2 separate regions of the Homo sapiens genome follow, and region 2 is linked to region 1. A link is a loop called in an ENCODE intact Hi-C map of the cell type or tissue named here. Cell type or tissue: lower leg skin. All regions are shown on one strand.

Region 1 (2,500 bases):
CTCCTAGGAATTCCAAGCCCCACCCCCTTTGGCAACCAGGGTTCCTCGTATTGTTATGGTAAAGGAAAAAAGACTTGGCTTTAAGCTTGGGTTCCTCCTATGCATAAATTCATCAATATTACAAAATTGAGAGATCTAAAAAGAAAACACAGAAGGAAACTCATTGATGCCACCGGGTTATAACCTTTCTGCATTGATTTTTGTGTTTCAAGTTCAAGAGGCCTGTGCTAATCCAACAGCTTTCAATAATAAACTCTCAGAATGTGATTATTCTGGTCCTTTAAAAAGTTTCAGTACAGGCTGGGCACGGTGGCTCACGCCTGTAATCCCAGCACTTTGGGAGGTGGAGGTACACAGATCACCTGAGGTCAGGAGTTTGAGACCAGCCTGGCCAACATGACAAAACCCCGTCTCTACTAAAAACACAAAAATTAGCTGGGCATTGTGGCATGTGCCTGTAATCCCAGCTACTTGGGAGGCTGAGGCGGGAGAATCGCTTGAACCCAGGAGGTGGAGGTTGCAATGAGCAGAAACTGCACCACTGCATTCCAGCCTGGGCAACAGAGCGAAACTACATCCTCCCACCCCAACCCAAAAAACAAACAAACCCCATATCTGTATTTCAGTACAGATATACTGCATTTCACCCAACACCTGCAAACTCGAGGATCGATTACACTTTGAGAAATCAAATCCTTTGCACCCTTTGAGCTACGATTGCTTTTTCAGATCTGCTTTTTCTTCATTGCCAATTAATTTTCAGTGGCTAGAGACGCTTGATATTCAACATGAAGTTTCTATATTCTCTATGGTATGTAAATCAACACTTGAATAGCCCAATGGGACTCGCTATTTAAAGGACTTTTTGGCTCAACCGAGAACCTTTTGTGCTACAAATAGCCACCATTATTAAAAAGAGTTGAGCGGGCACATTATTTTGGGGGAGGAAAGGGTGTCAAGTATTTTCTTGAAGCAAGGCATCCCCGCCCTTAGCATAGTGGGGAACTTAGCGACCATAATTGTGAATGGCAGTATTAGAGTCTGGAGTCCCACTGGCCCTCCATGGGCAGACCTTGCCCTGTCTGGGAACTTGCACGACTGAGCCTTCTCAGAGCTCACACCAGTCTTTGGTTCCTGGGGAGCAAAAAGACAACACCTCCAGAGAGCTGCAAGAAGGAACTCGCAGAAGCCGGGGCCAGCAGGGGGCGCTGTGGGGTTTCTAATTTGGGAGCCTCCTAAGTCTACCCAAAGGAAGCCTTTGAAAGGCCCGCAAATCAATTCCCGCTTTCTTCCCAGATCATCACGATTTGTACAAAATAGAAATGCAGAGGACCCAAACTTGCTGAGCTAGCTCACGAGCACAGCCACCTCCCCCAAAGTCCTCTTGAACGAGGCAGAGGGTGGCCGTGCAGACAAGGAGCAGGCATGGGAACGTGGCTGGCAGGTGGGCTAGAATGCAAGGTGGGCCCAGGCTCTGGCCCTGCTGGGAGTTTAACCAAGGGGACTGACTCTGCATGCCGCTTGCTGAGAACCCTGGCAGAATGGCTGTGGGGCCCCAGGGCACCTTGGTGGACTGGTCTTTGATGCTTTGCTGGGAAGCCGACCCTCTGGGCGATAGCACTGGCTCAGAAACCAATTGTCTTAAATCTCAGTTCTGCTGAGCTTTGTAAGTAGAGAATTTTTAGCATTTCATTATTATTTTTATTTTTTTTTGAGATGGAGTCTCTCTCTGTTGCCCAGGCTGGAGTGCAGTCCACCTCCTGGGTTCAAGAGATTCTCCTGCCTCAGCCTCCCGAGTAGCTGGGATTACAGTAGCCCGCCACCATGCCCGGCTAGTTTTTGTACTTTTAGCAGAGACAGGGTTTAACCATGATGGCCAGGCTGGTCTCAAATTCCTGATTTCAGATGATCCACCGCCTCAACCTCCCAAAGTGCTAGGATTACAGGTGTGAGCCACCACGCCTGGCCTATTTTTTATTTTTTCTTCAAGCTTGGGACACATATGGGCCATATGAGAAGTACAGGGAGAAGGGGAAGAGGCAATGGAACAGCAGCAGCCATTTGGGCCCTATTCCCTTCTCCCCCCGAGTGTCCCCTCTGTGTGACTTATGTCTAGCCACATCCAGAAGCATCACATATACACACATGCTTGGCGGTGGCTCAATGATAGGTTTGCAGATGAAAGAATAATTTGCTAATGTCCAGCATTAAATGGAAAAAAAAAAACAGAAAATGTGCATTCTTCAGTGAAAAGAGTAAATATTGTCACCTGTGAACTGCTCAAGGTAACAAGGTTCATTCATTCCACACCTGTACATCATGTGTCAGGCACTGTTCTAGGCACTGGTGAGAGAGGGGAAGGACAGCAAAGTGCCCTATTCTCATTGAGAAGTCACTTAAAGGATCTCAGGTGGGGTTGGTGATGTGGACGAGTGGGTGGTGATGGGTTGAGGGGAGCAGGCTATGTCAGACAGGACGGTCAGGGAGACTTCTCTGGCGA
Region 2 (2,500 bases), 350 kb after region 1:
GCACTCCAGCCTGGGCAACAAGAGCCAAACTCCGAAAAAAAAAAAAAGAAGAAGAAAGAAAGAAAAGAAAAAAGAAAGAAAAAGAAAGAAAGAAAGAAAGAAAGAAAGAAAAATATAGTAAATCTGCTGTCTGCTGTGTTACCGTGTGCCAAGCACTACTGTCAAACAGACAGACCCTTGACATATATTATCCCATTAATACAAACACTACAGAGTATACACACACATAGCGTATCAGCCATGATCATTAGTGCCATTTCAACAAGGAAATTAAAAAGTTATCCCGACTGCCCAAGGTAAATGCAAGTAAATGCCAGAACAGGGATTTTTAATTGAGCTGTGGCTCAATTAATGGAAGTGAATTTCATCTCCCTTTCACAGATGGGAATATTGAGGCTTAGAAGCAATATGCAATTGTCTAGAGCTGATAAGTGACTGAGTTGGGATTTAAACTGCAGACAGAAACAAACTGGATGCTTTTAGTCCAGAGTTCCCTCCAACACCCTGCTCAACCCATCCTATACTGCCAAGGCCTCCTACCTACCTCTGTCTGGGAAGGACCAAGGAGGCCTGGGAAGTGATGTAATAGCATAATGCTCCTCTCCCACCCAAAAGATGCCCACGTCCTGATCCCTGGAACCTGGGAGTATGTTATCTTATCTGGCAAAAAGAGATGCTGAAGACGTGATCAAGTTAAGGATCTTGAGATGGAGAAGTTACCCTGGATTACGCGGGTGGAACTAATGTCACCATAGGGCCCTTATAAGATGGAGGGAGGAGGGTGAGAGTCAGAGGTCAGAGAAGTGGACATGACAATGAAAGCCGAGGTCAGAGGGATGCAACTGCTGGTTTTGAAGGAGGAGGGGGGACAGCAGCCAAGGCACATAACTAGAAAAGGCGAGAATGGATTCTCCCCTAGAGCTTCCAGAAGGAACCAGCTCTGCCGACACCCTGATCTTAATCCCATTGGCATCCATTTCGGACTTCTGACCTCCAGAACTGTAAGATAATAAATCTGTGTTGTTTTCAGCCGCTGAGTTGGTGGCCGTTTGTCACAGCAGCCATGGGAAACTGACACAGCACCTATCTTGTTCCAGGCATGGTTTCAAGGGGATACGGTGAACGAGATAACCATGTTTCCCGAGTTTAGAGTCTACAGGGGGAAATCAGAAAGTAAATGAGCCAAGAAATAAGAGTCCATGAGGAAAATGAAACCGTACCAACGTTGGGGTTGTTTTAAGGCAATGGGAGCCCCGATGTGCGTTAGAATGGAAGCAGCAGGACGCTGTGCTGGGCAGTATGCATTTAAGAGCTCCCTCTGGCGGTCGAGGGGAAAATAGCCTGCCAGGCTGTAACTGGAAAAAACAGGGAGGGCCTCCCCGCCTCCCTATCCCTGCATCAATGCTCCATCACCCCAACCCCTACCCAGGTCCAATGCTACAGCTCTAACCCTGACAAGACCATTCCTTCCCAAGGTCATTCTCCCAGCACAGGCCTTTCCCACCGGAGCTATCATGATCCCACCCACAGCCCCTCATAAAAAATCCACATCCCATCACTCCTCCATGTCCCTGGGAAAAGCAAAGGGGGTGTACTCATTGGCCCCACAGCCTGTATTATTTTTCAGAAGCCAACAGAGTATTTTTACTTCCTTGGCCATAAAGAAGGGTTTTGTCCCAAACCTACCAACTTGTAGCACTGGAATATCTGCTGTGGCATAGACTGATCTTAGAGGACAGTTCCTGAAGAAATTTTCATGGGATTTGCATTCCCAAACCCAAGCAGGGGAGGATAAAAAGGTAGCCATGGGAAGAAGGCAAAGCCAGTTTTAAAAAATTATTCTTTGCGATTTATCTGCTATGGGGACAAACGATACTAGGCTGGGAGCTTTTGGGGTTTGGGCCTGGGTCTCATCTGTCACTGTATCCCCAAGTGTTGAGCTCAGGATCTGCTCTAAGAATATTAAATGTGTGTTTAATGGACAAATGAATGAATGAACAAATGAATGGACCGATAGTCAAGTCCTGGCTGAACCTGGTGTTTTTCCGATTAATGAGAAACTTACATGGCCCTGAGAGATCGTAGAGATAACTTTATCAGACTCAGAGCAAATCTGAACTTATTTATCCTCAAAATACTCTGTGTGGTAGGGAAGAAAGTACACATTATAACTGTTTCACAGATGGCAAATTGAGGTAGATGTGGGATGTGACCTGCTGTGTGTCTTTGGGCAAGTGACAACCCCATGAGCTTCAGTGTTCTCAGGCAAAAACTGTGAGTAAATATCAGTGCCCACTGTACCTCATTGTGTTGTTTGAAGACTAAGTGGGATAATGCACACAGAGTATTCTGAGCATGAGAGCAATGCTCAGACATATTTACCGTATGTATCTTGCAGCTATGTCTTCATTTAATCCACACAATCTTATGAGTTTGTATCCATAGTTTACAGATAAGGAAAGTAAGGATAACTAAATTGTTCAAAGTCATATAGCTAAAG

The links. A loop is a pair of places that touch in the nucleus more often than their neighbours do. Peaks named below come from ENCODE experiments on the same cell type or tissue, not always from the same donor. Only the 100,000 strongest peaks of a DNase experiment are listed, where the experiment ranks them.
Region 2: it touches region 1 in a loop (4-fold over the local background); 43 of 110 quality-filtered maps call a loop at or near these places.

Annotation. Positions count from the first base shown.
Region 1 is chr12:117,235,463-117,237,962 of GRCh38, forward strand. All of the region lies in intron 20 of NOS1 (nitric oxide synthase 1), which reads right to left. Among named protein-coding and RNA genes, the nearest start is that of FBXO21, 46 kb to the left of the region's middle. RefSeq lists enhancers at 919-1,423, 1,424-1,928. In lower leg skin, no CTCF peak of the experiment used is centred here; a DNase peak (open chromatin) is centred at 1,199.
Region 2 is chr12:117,586,550-117,589,049 of GRCh38, forward strand. The region is part of intron 5 of KSR2 (kinase suppressor of ras 2); the gene reads right to left. Among named protein-coding and RNA genes, the nearest start is that of NOS1, 230 kb to the left of the region's middle. In lower leg skin, a CTCF peak has its summit at 1,333 (motif pointing left); no DNase peak of the experiment used is centred here.